Regions from separate parts of the Homo sapiens genome. Here regions 1 and 2 are each linked to region 3. The links are chromatin contacts, found by Hi-C or POLR2A ChIA-PET in ENCODE. All regions are on one chromosome and are shown on one strand. Each heading gives the region's core, a stretch centred on a gene start or an enhancer-like site at or near the end of the contact. The rest is flanking DNA. Distances are from core to core; before and after follow the strand shown. Region 1 overlaps OSBPL6 (oxysterol binding protein like 6). Region 2 overlaps OSBPL6 (oxysterol binding protein like 6). Region 3 holds the start of CHROMR (cholesterol induced regulator of metabolism RNA).

Region 1 (3,916 bases), core at 1,075-3,574, 170 kb after region 3:
TAGGGCTCGCTCATACATTTTAAACAACCTAGGTAAGTGCTTTTTTCCATTTGAAGGAAGTCTCAGTAGTGATTTCAAATTAAATTGTTAACCAAGTGTCAGAAACCATGAAATAAGCATAAGCAGTAGTCTCCCTCTGCATAGCAAATGCCAGGATATTCAGAATCATATAAAACTATAAAAGCATATCTATCAAATGCCTTCCAGTTGAGAAGGCTACCTACTATCTTTAAGAACCAAGGGGGAAAAATCAGGAATATGATATTATTCCCTTTTTATAAAGACATTCAATGATTCATTCATGCAAATATATACTGAATCCCTAATATGTGCCAGACACAGTGCTAAGAACTGGGGGTATGGTGTTAAACCAAAAGAACTTGTTTTGTGTCATGGACTTAAGGTCTAATAGGAGAGATGGATTAAAGTATTAAATAAATAGCTAAGCCTATGATTACAAATATTAAATGTGAGAAGAAAAAGAACATGGTATTAGGAGAAAAAATAAGAGAGGAGGACCTAAGTTATAGTAGTTCTAGGGGAGGAGAAGGCTTCTCAGAGGAAGTGACAGTGAAGCAAAGTCTGAAGGGCAAGGAGGAGGGGACACTCCAGACAGAGGGAGTAGCATGTGCAAAGGCTCTGAGGCAAGAAGGGACTGGGTGTGCCAGGAATTTAAACCAGACCAGCGGAGTTTGAGCAGTGTGTAAGGCAAAGGAGGGCATGAAATGAGGTGGTGGTAGGTGTAGGCAGGAGACAGATAATTTACAGCCAATAAAGGATTTTTTTTTCTTTAACTACAATGGGAGATGGTGAAAGACTTTAAACAGAGCAGAAAAAGGATCAGATTTGTGTTTTTAAAACAATGAATGGGCCAGGCGTGTTGGCTCACGCCTGTAATCCCAACACTTTGGGAGGCTGAGGCAGGCGGATCACGAGATCAGGAGTTCAAGACCAGCCTGGCCAACATAGTGAAACCCCATCTCTACTAAAAATACAAAAATCAGCTGGGTGTGGTGGCAGGCACCTGTAATCCCAGCTACTCAGGAGGCTGAGGCAGGAGAATCGCTTGAACCTGGAGGCGGAGATTGCAGTGAGCCGAGACTGAGCCATTGCACTCCAGCCTGGGCGACAGAGCAAGACTCCGTCTCAAAACAAACAAAGAAACAAAAAAACCCAGAATGAATGGAGGAGAATGAGAAATGGGGAAGCTATGGCAATAGAGTTGGGAGAAGGGGATGAGTTTGGAATATATTTTGGAGATGAATGGATAGGGCTAAGCCATATGGGTCGGGGGGAGTGCAGTGAAGGAATGAGGCACCAAAGGTGACCCTGGGTTTCTGACTGAAGCAACTGATTGAATGGAGTGGCCCCTACAACAACAGGAACAGCAAGAGGCACAGGCTTAGTTGGCAAGTAGGGGATCAAAAGATTGGTTTTGAACAAAGAACTCAGAAGTTAAAGATGCCTTTGAGACTTCCTCAGGTACGTGGTAGGATTAAGTGAAACAGAAATGAAGCATATGTGCCATTTCACTCTTGAGAACTAAAACTGTCCTACCTTCTTTGAAGGAGTCATTCCCAGCTTCCCACTAACCTCTGGATATCTTCCACTCCCATGTCAAGGAGCAGGCCAATGGGATGGGAACACAGGGCCTCTCTAAGAACTGTGAACAGTGCTCATTCTTAACTACAGCAAATTACATACTGAGAATGTACAGAAGTCTGCTATCAACCGACTACACAGAGTTATTGATTTTATACATTTTTACATACAAGTTGTTTATATTTTATAAATGATATATTTATAAAAATGTGCTACTATATGAAATATATAATTTTAAAATATTAAATATATGTTATAAATAAACTTTACATAAGAAAAAAATATGGCTGCATTTTCTAAGGTTTTATGTGTGTGTATATATATATTGTGACTATTGCTTCATAGCTGTCTTGTGAAAACAATTTTAAATTTACAGCTTTTTAATTTTTTGGACAGGCCTTAGATGATTAAGTGAGGTCATCCACCATTTCTTTGATAAAAACTTAACGCATCGATATCCTGCTCACATTTTGGCCAACTGGTAGTATTTTGAAAAGCACTACAAGATGGTATAAAATCACTGCATCAACCATTGATTCAGCTGCAGGTTATAAGGGACTCTTAATTCAAATCTAATTCCAGGGTTGACTTTGGTGTTTTTTTAAAACTAAAGTATCACAATTCAAATTTTTTTGTTCAATGCAAACTTCCACCAATTTAAATAAGAGCAAAAACTGCAGAAGCAGGCTCGCCACACTTGACTCTTGGCAGGGCAATATTTAACACCCGTGTGACTGCCAAATACAAAGATGACGTCATCCACATCTGCTGATTCACTGGGAAAGGAGGAAAGAGGAGGAGGAAACAGCAAAGCCAAGAGAGATGTGGGAATTGGGATTACATTTTGCTGGAAAGTAGGCTGCTCAGCTAGACAACTACATAGAAAGGTTCCTGGGAACCAGTGAAGAAAGAAAAGGCAGGTACTTTTGAGATGATGTCAGAGGAGTCAAATAATATTGGTTAAGGGGGAAAAATAAAAGGCAGAGTTCAGCTGTGAGTGTTTAAGACCACCAAGTGTTTCCTTTTCTTTTTTCTGAGTACATACTTTCCACATCAAATCCACTTAAAGACAGTTCTCAATCACACTTTCACAACATATGTACATGTTAGTGAAAAGGATATGTTCTGAGAAATGTCTTTAGGTGATTTCGTCATTGTGTGAACATCACAGAGTGCACTTACACAAATCTAGGTGGTGTAGCCTACTACACACCCACCCTGTACGGTATTGCCTATTGCTCCCAGGCTACAAATCTGCACAGCATGTTATTGTACTGAATACTGTAGGCAAGTGTAACTCATGGTATTTGTATATGTAGACACACAAAAATAGCAAAACATAAAAATACTATATGATAATCATATGGAACCACTGTCATATATGCAGTCCATGATTGACTGAAATGTCATTATGTGGCCCATAAAATCATCTTAAAGTCACTGTTGTCCAAGGCAATTATTTTAACTTGGCACAACTTTAAGATGTCTTTTAAAAAGCCTCAGGCCAGGCACAGTGGCTCACGCCTATAATCCTAGCACGTTGGGAGGCCGAGGTTGGCGAATCGCTTGAGGTCAGGAGTTCAAGACCAGCCTGGCCAACATGGAGAAACCCCGTCTCTACTAAAAATTAAAAAATTAGCCAGGCATAGTAGTGCGAGCCTGTAATCCCAGCTACTTGGGAGGCTATAGCAGGAGATTCACTTGAACCCAGGATGTGGAGGTTGCAGTGAGCCGAGATCACACCACTGCACTCCAGCCTGGGTGACAGAATGAGACCATGTCTCAGAAAAAAAAAAAAAAAGCCCTGGCCGGGTGCAGTGGCTCACACCTGTAATCCCATCACTTTGGGAGGCCGAGGCGGGAGGACCACGAGGTCAGGAGTTCAAGACCATCCTGGCCAACGTGGTGAAACCCCATCTCTACTAAAAATACAAAAATTAGCTGGGCGTGGTGGCGTGCACCTGTAGTCCCAGCTACTCGGGAAGCTGGGGCACGAGAATTGCTTGAACCCAGGAGTCCAGAGTAAAAAAAAAAAAAATATCTGTGCTATATGAGCTTAAACTGCCTTAACTATAAATTTCTACCGTGAATATGAATACATGCAGAGTGGCATTAGTACACTTAAGATATCAAATTTAAATGAACTAAATATGTAATCAGAAGCCATGCCCATTTTCATAGAAATCCCTAAAGAAAAAAAGAAAAAAAAGATTGTAGTCCATTGTTATCACATTATTTAGTCAATAATTATTTCCCACTATATACAAGGGACCATGTGCCACATAATGGATAAGATGGATTACTGAGCCAAAAT
Region 2 (4,174 bases), core at 1,139-3,638, 130 kb after region 3:
TCTGTTCCTGTGTTAGTTTGCTGAGGATAATGGCTTCTACCTCTGTCCATGTCCCTGCAAAGGACATGATCAAATACAGACACATAGACCAATGGGACAGCATAGAAAATAAGACTGCACGTCAACAACTATGGGATCTCTGACAAACGTGACAAAAACAAGCAATGGGGAAAGGATTCCCTATTTAATAAATGATGCTGGGAGAACTGGCTAGCCATATGCAGAAAACTGAAACTGGACCCCTTCCTTACACCTTATACAAAAATTAACTCAAGGCAGATTAAAGACTTAAATGTAAAACCTAAAACTATAAAAACCCTAGAAGAAAGTCTAGGCAATACCATTCAGGACATAGGCAAGGCAAAGATTTCATGAGGAAAACGTCAAAAGCGGCCGGGCACGGTGGCTCACACCTGTAATCCCAGCACTTTGGGAGGCCGAGGCAGGCGGATCACCTGAGGTCAAGCATTTGAGATCAGACTGGCCAACGTGGGAAAACCCTGTCTCTACTAAAAAATACAAAAATTAGCCAGGTGTGGTGGCGCATGCCTGTAATCCCAGCTATTCGGGAGGCTGAGACAGAATTGCTTGAACCTGGGAGGCAGAGGTTTCAATGAGCCTAGATCATGCCATTGCACTCCAACCTGGGCAACAGAGTAAGACTCCATCTCAAAAGAAAAAAAAAAAAAAAAAGTCAAAAGCAATTGCAACAAAAGCAAAAATTGACAAATGACATCTAATTAAACTAAAGAGTTTCTGCACAGAAAAAGAAACTACCAGAGCAAACAGACAACCTACACACTGGGAGAAAATTTTTGCAATCTATCCATCTCTGACAAAGGTCTAATAACCAGAGTCTACAAGGAACTTAAACGAATTTACAAGAAACAAACAAACAACCCCATTAAAAATTGGGCAAAGGATATGAATAGACACTTCTCAAAAGAAGACATTTATGCAGGCCTGCACACAATTGTTAACTCTGACACTGTGTGTTAGAGTTTAAAATAGAAATTTACAAGGTTTTGACTTACATGTATTCTGTAAGAAACTAATCTATTATTGTCTATTTTGCTATTAAATGCACGAAAGTGTATATTTTCACACAATGCATATGAAATGTCAAAGAACAGAGGTTTTGGCTTGTTCTGCAACCATAATTAATGTTCATGCGAATATTCTGTACAACCTTCAAAAAGACAACCAAGATGAAGTGTAGTACCCGCTATAACCTCCAGGGGGACTGAGTACTCTGAGTTAAAAATTACCACCACACTATTAACACATGGTTCAGTTATAACCAATCATCTCTGATAGTTACTCAAGCCAAAAATATTAGAAACATTTGTCTTAATTCAGCTTCAAAAGCTTGATTAGGACATACAGGTTTATATAGTCACATTCACATTCCAAATTTCTAGGTGACATATATTATTTTAGAAAGCCAGAGTTCACTAAGTGGCAATTCAACCTCATTTTATTTAATTTTATTTTTTTTAAATTTTTTTGAGACAGATCTCACTCTATTGCCAGGCTGGAGTACAGTGGTGCCATCTCAGCTCACTGCAACCTCCACCTCCCAGGTTCAAGCAATTATCCTGCCTCAGCCTCCCGAGTAGCTGGGACTACAGGTGTGCGCCACCATGCCCAGCTAATTTTTGTATTTTTAGTAGAGGCAGAGTTTCACCATGTTGGCCAGGATTGTCTAGATCTCTTGACTTCGTGATCCACTCGCCTCGGCCTCCCAAAGTGCTGGGATTCCAGGTGTGAGCCACCGCACCTGTCCCAACCTCATTTTAATTAAGAAATTTCACTGGGTCTTGTTTTACCTTGCACATAAACTGCATGCAGGGCAGAAGTCCAAAGGTGATAAGTGTATAAAGTTCAAGCCTGATTACTGCTTGTGACAAAGTACATTGAAGATTAATCCTTAAAGCCACACTAAGAAATACCCCAGTTAAGAAATATACTCAGAGATAGGAAGATTGGTTCTTTCAAAAAGTATAACCAAAATTGGCGTGCATGCGTGTGTGTGCATGCACACGCGTGCACACACATGCGTTTTCGTACAGCACATCTGGTTTTAACTGAAACACATTCACAATAGGAATCATGTTCTATTTAAACATATCCTCTGTAGATCAAAAAGGATGCTAACATTATCTTTCTAAATCATTAATGAGCAAAAGTTGTAAAGGTTGAAAAGGTTGATTTAAACAAAATTTCCCACACTAACCAGTACTAGCCAGTGGGCGTCTCTGGAAAATCTCATTCAGAAGAGTTTAGTGACTTGGCAATGGTTCCTTCTGAATGGCTCATTCAGGAAGCAAATGATCCATTATCTTTGCAACAGAATTTTCCTTTAAGCTATGTGACTAATCCTCCCAACAGCCTGGGTTTTGCCCACATGTTCTTGTCTAGTGCATTCCCCGCACATTCCTCTCCTTTCTTATTCAAGCCCATCAGAAACCAAGATGTAGTCTACCAAAGATTAGATTGTCCCATGTAGCTACTAGGTAAATGCATATAATGCAAAATGGAGACAAGATTAAGCAAACCCCAGCACTCTGTACAATAATAAAGAATTCCTAAAATAATAAAGACAACCAGAAGAGTTATCTATGTAATCTAGATAGCAAAGTCTATTTCATACCAAAAACAAGAAATGAGACACTTTTGATCATTTTCTCACATATGTGGGCCATGGTTTTATTTCAATGCTCACACCATTTCTACAAAGAAGGATTGGTCTTAATTTAGGGTTCAACATTCTAAATTGCTTTTCTAGAAATCTGTAGCACAATACACAGTACAACACCTTTTTTTATTATCTTGCTTACTTTGCCTATTGTCACCACTAACTTCATTAGTGAAAAGATAATCATTTTGCTTTTTTCCACTGGCAGCAATGTTTAGACAAGAAATTGATTTTTCTTTTCCTACCTATGAAAGTTTCAAGTTCACTGAGGGTATCTAAGTCTCTGGAGAATATAGTTTAAGTGCCACAATCCAATAGGTTTAATGGAAACAGGTTGTGCTGGGGTAACTTCCTGAAGATGAAATATACAAATTTCAGTCATTGTTACCTAGTAACTACTGTGGCTTTCTTGTTAATAAGTAAAGAGCAAAAGACATTTAACCTCAGAAAAGTATCTTATCTCATTAATGTTACTACATATCAAAGAAGTTAAAATTCACAAGCTGAAATAACATATCAGAGTTTTCATATCCACCACTAAGTATTGATTGATTAATCCACAACAGTAAGTCAATTATGTAGTTATTATATATAAACATCAAAACCAGACTCTAAAGAGGATCTAGAAATGTAACAATCAACAAAAACCAGGCTCTTGCCCTTAAGAAATTTAGAGGGCTCAAAGCCCTAGATAACAGGAAAAGGTATGTGAGTAATCTTTTTAAGTTACAAAAGCAAAATATGTACTATGAATATTGATGGCATGAAAATAATTCTAGCTTGGCGTTTGTGGGCTGGGTGGGAATCAGATCAGAAGAAGTTCCTCAAAAGAGGAGGCATTTGAAAGATGAGTAGATCAGGCAGAAAATGGGCATGCAGGGATGAATAAAGGACATTTCAAACAGTGAGAAAAGTATATGAAAATCAAGAGACGGGAAAGTGTAGTCTGTAGTTCAGAGCTCAGAGCTTAGGGGACAAAGGAGGAGAGTAGAGCAGGGGAAGCCAGAGAAAAGGTTTGAAACAGCGTGGAAGGTCTCAAATGCTGGTGAGAGATTGAATTTCACTGTGTGGGCTGTAAAGAACAGGAGCGAAGTTCAGAACAGGAGAGCCACGTGATCATACTTCATGGAGGGGGATCTAGCCGCAGAACAAACGGGAGGAAAAAGACAAGAGAGAACCTCAGAGATCAGATGGGAGGATGAAGCAACCTGGGAGAGTGGAAACAGGAGGGGACAAACCAAGAACTAACAGTGGACAGGACAGAAGGTGAACCTAGACAGCCTCACGTGTTTCTTGCCTTAGCAAAATAATCAGTGAGAAACAAAACATTCATGATTTTTCAGAAACATGATCAAAGTATAACAAGATATTTTATTTATAAATGCTAATAAACTATATACCCTAATAAACTAATTTGCTCAAGACAAACATAATTTTCTCAGTCTATCACAGTTCTACCATTTAGCCAATTTTTTC
Region 3 (3,624 bases), core at 782-3,281:
TGTAATAAATATAAAAATTATTAAGATATTTTACATTCTTTTTTACATACTATGTCTCTGAAATCCAGCCTATATTTTATATTTTACATTTACAGTACATGTCTTTTTTTCCTTTTTTTCTTGGAGACAGAGTCTTGCACTGTTGCCTAGACTGGAGTGCAGTGGTGCGATCTCAGCTCACTGCAACCTCTGCCTCCTGGGTTCAAGCAATTCTCCCATCTCAGCCACCCACGCTCAGCTAATTTTTGTATTTTTAGTAGAGACAGGGTTTTGCCATGTTGGCCAGGCTGGTCTCAAACTCCTGGCCTTAAGTGATCCGCCCACCTTGGCCTGGCCTAGCTGTCACTGACTTTGTAAGGAGTTTCTGCAAATGCTTCTTCAGACTTTTCCCACGTTTTTTAAAACCCCTATTTATATTACTACTTAATGGCAATTTCTTCCACGGTCACAGAGAACACAAAGACCTTTGATTTGCTCTTTCCACCACAGAATATCACTCTAGGAAAGCATTCCATCATAATGTATATAAGGTGCCTAAACTGTGCTATAATCTTAAGCATTACAGGGACTCAGAATGAGGTCGTTAAAGCAGTGTTTTCCAAAGCGTGTTCCGCTGACCTAATCCCATACTCAGCGTATGCAACTTGATATTTTAATTTGTACCCTAGTGATCTAGTCTTATGCCTTCTGGGTACATATTGCATCATATCTTTAAACACATCCAGCTTCTAGAATGGTGCTGTACACGCAGGAGGTCGTTGAGCTTCACCTTCCTGCTAATGACAAAATCAGCAATTGCCTTTAACCACAGGAACTTCAGCCCGTTGGTCACTAGGGGGAGACACACACGTGGTGGGCCTCTCCAGGCTCCTCAAATCCCGCCAGAGTCGCCACTGTGTAGTCTGCCCAGAGAAACCACACCCAGTCTTAGGAAGAGGAAACTGACTGCCATCCATTTCACGCTACTGTGGCCGGCGAGCTCAGAGTGGAATCATTTGCAAGGCAGCTCCTCCAAGAATAACCAAGCCGAGATCTAGCTGATCAACGATTGAATTTAGAGTAAAACTTGACAGAATAAAACTCCCTTCGGTTTGTCCGTACTACCTGGGTTTGCAGAAATGCTTTTCCTTAGCATTTAATTTTGGGACCTGTAAATATAACTGCTTTTTAGATGCATTCCATAATCCTCAATTAACTTACTGCAGTAAAAAGATAATTAGGTTAATATAAACTGCTCCAAGGGGTTTCTGATCAGACTGAATTTTATTTCATTTGAAATAAGGTCGTTGTTTAATCTTGCAAGTTAAATAATCTTGATTTTACGCTGAATAGGGGCCTGAGATAGATGAAAGAAAATTTCCTTTTCATACATGTGAGAAATAAACTGTTTCTTACACTCATATTCACAAGTGTGACCGTTAGTCCAAGTTGAGGCAATTAACATATTTAGGAAGAAAAAAACTTCCTCACAGAAGGATTGGCATTGGCCCTTCTGAACAGTATTGCAAAGTCTGAAGGAAAAACCCTATTGACACCACTTTCTAGCCAAATGCTATAGGACGATATCAATACTTACTGTACTGAGTGGGCATTTATTTAGTTATTTCACAGTGAAGATATCTTTTCTGGAAAATTCCTCATAAGAAAACTGAAATTCAAGCTCCTGCTCGTTCTTCAGCCACCGCTACTCGTTCCTGCTTTTTGTGCCCATAGGTTCTTCTGCCCAAAACAAAAGCTGTTAAATCACCGCGGCGGCGCTGACGTCAGGGAGCAGGGCCGCGAGGCCCCACCAGGTCGCCAATGAAGCCTCCCCTCGGCTCTGCCGGGGGCTTTGCGGGGCGCATAGAGGCTCCCAGGCGGATAGAGGCTCCCAGGCGGAGGAGTCCGGGAACCCCTAAAGACCCTTTAGGAAGCAAGGTCCGGAAAACCAAGCACGAGCAAGAGGCCCCGGGCGGCTGTATCCCTGCCCGGCGAATTCAGAGGGAGCGGGCGCCGCGGCCACCCAAGAGCAACGAAGACGGCGGCGCGGAGGAGAGGATGGGGAGGGGTGTGGGCCGCCCAGAGGCGCGGAAGCTGGGAGCACCGCGCGGCTTAGGAACTAAAATAAATGCTTGTCTGAATCTGCCCCGGGTGGGGGATGAAGGAACAAGGGCTTGGGAGGAGACCGATACATTTTAGAAATTGCCGGTGGGGGAGCCAGGGGCGGTGGCTCACGCCTGTAATCCCAGCACTTTGGGAGGCGTAAGGCGGGCTGATCACCTGAGGTCGGTAGTTCGAGAGAGACCATCCTGACCAATATGGAGAAAGAAACCCCATCTCCACTAAAAATACAAAATTAGCCGGGTGTGGTGGTGCATGCCTGTAATCCCAGCTACTAGGGAGGCTGAGACAGGAGAATCGCTTGAACCCGGGAGGCGGAGGTTGTAGTGAGCCAAGATCATGTCACTGGATGTTATTTGTTAATTTTTTGATGTACACTGCAAGATCACACAAGAAATGAAGCTATTAAGCCCAGGTATTGGGCCTTTTATAGGGGTGTTTTTTCATGGTGAATGGGTAAATATGTCTCTACTTTGTGTGCTTATTAAACAACCCTGACTATGTGGTCTTGAAAGGAGAGATCCTGCCTTAGTTTCGCCTCTCATTAGCCTTATGTGAGAGCTTTTTTTCAGAGACAGGCAACCAGGAATATTTATTCCAGAAGCAGTCATTGCAGTGGAGAATTTGGGGTTTGAATCATAGAAGACAGAACTAGATAAAATCCTAGATGTTACCTCCAATCCCTTCATTTAAAAATTTGAGGTCACCCAGGCCAGGTGCAGTGTCTCACGCCTGTAATCTCAGCACTTTGGGAAGCAGAGGCAGGTGGATCACCTGAGGTTAGGAGTTCGAGACCAGCCTGGCCAACATGATGAAACCCCGTCTCTAATAAAAATACAAAAACTAGCTGGGTGTGATGGTGCACACATGTAATCCCAGCTACTAGGGAGGCTGAGGCAGGAGAATTGCTTGAACCCGGGAGGCGGGGATTGCAGTGAGCCCAGATGGCGCCACTGCACTCCAGCCTGGGCGACAGCGCGAGACTCTGTCTCAAAAAAAAAAAAACAACAACAAAATTGAGGTTACCCAAATTAAGAGAATTGGTAGTTAAGACAGACCAAGATTAATAACTTTTAGACATTTGTAGACCCTAGTTATTGGGGGTGCTAGACTCTTAACACTTTTCCAAGAAAAGGGGTAAATCTTGTGTTTCTTAATTCGGAAGGAAAAAAAAAATCTACCACTTGCAATTTGGCATGGGCCAGAGGCAATATTATCAGTTATATGCCTCTACGGTGTGATATTGAGTGATATACATGGAGAGAATATGGGCTACATTTTATGGTTTACTGTTTTGGGGAAATGAGGCCTTTGACATGCAGGGTAATTATTGCTGGGGACTCTGCTCAATAGGAGGCCATCACCTGGGCCCCATGCCAAAGGGAAAGCTTGTAAATTCCACTTCCCTGGAAGGCTGATAACGTGTAATAATCATGACATGGATTACTTGGTCCTGTTGGGTCCCAGCTTGTGAGATTCTTTCTGATCAAAGTTACCATCATGGGCAAACTGTGGTTAAATAGG

What was found. Hi-C counts contacts between places; a loop is a spot of excess contacts on that map. ChIA-PET counts read pairs that join two places held with the same protein, here RNA polymerase II (POLR2A). Pooled maps may share reads with other maps.
Region 1: a loop to region 3 is called in a pooled map, with 2.6 times the contacts of the local background. The contact joins the enhancer-like site here to the promoter of CHROMR in region 3. A Hi-C loop is called at or near these places in 4 of 50 pooled maps. POLR2A ChIA-PET finds 5 or more read pairs at or near these places in 3 of 52 experiments (Panc1, WTC11 and activated CD4-positive, alpha-beta T cell).
Region 2: a loop to region 3 is called in a map of PC-3, with 7 times the contacts of the local background. The contact joins the enhancer-like site here to the promoter of CHROMR in region 3. A Hi-C loop is called at or near these places in 2 of 168 maps with a recorded cell type or tissue (PC-3 and endothelial cell of hepatic sinusoid) and 9 of 50 pooled maps. POLR2A ChIA-PET finds 5 or more read pairs at or near these places in 3 of 52 experiments (A549, H1 and MCF 10A).

What each region holds. Positions count from the first base shown.
Region 1 is chr2:178,240,904-178,244,819 of GRCh38, reverse strand. All of the region lies in intron 1 of OSBPL6 (oxysterol binding protein like 6), which reads right to left. Among named protein-coding and RNA genes, the nearest start is that of OSBPL6, 48 kb to the right of the region's middle. Within about 2 kb of position 2,324, at least 8 of the 41 ENCODE cell types and tissues checked have a DNase peak (open chromatin) inside an H3K27ac peak, as active enhancers do.
Region 2 is chr2:178,277,530-178,281,703 of GRCh38, reverse strand. The region is part of intron 1 of OSBPL6 (oxysterol binding protein like 6); the gene reads right to left. Among named protein-coding and RNA genes, the nearest start is that of OSBPL6, 85 kb to the right of the region's middle. RefSeq lists an enhancer at 3,769-4,174. Within about 2 kb of position 2,388, at least 3 of the 41 ENCODE cell types and tissues checked have a DNase peak (open chromatin) inside an H3K27ac peak, as active enhancers do; they include PC-3, where a contact is called at or near this core.
Region 3 is chr2:178,412,066-178,415,689 of GRCh38, reverse strand. CHROMR (cholesterol induced regulator of metabolism RNA) reads right to left here and starts at 2,031. Exons shown (of 5, transcript NR_110204.1): 1 at 1,577-2,031. RefSeq lists enhancers at 540-1,114, 902-1,161, 1,663-1,862, 1,692-2,267.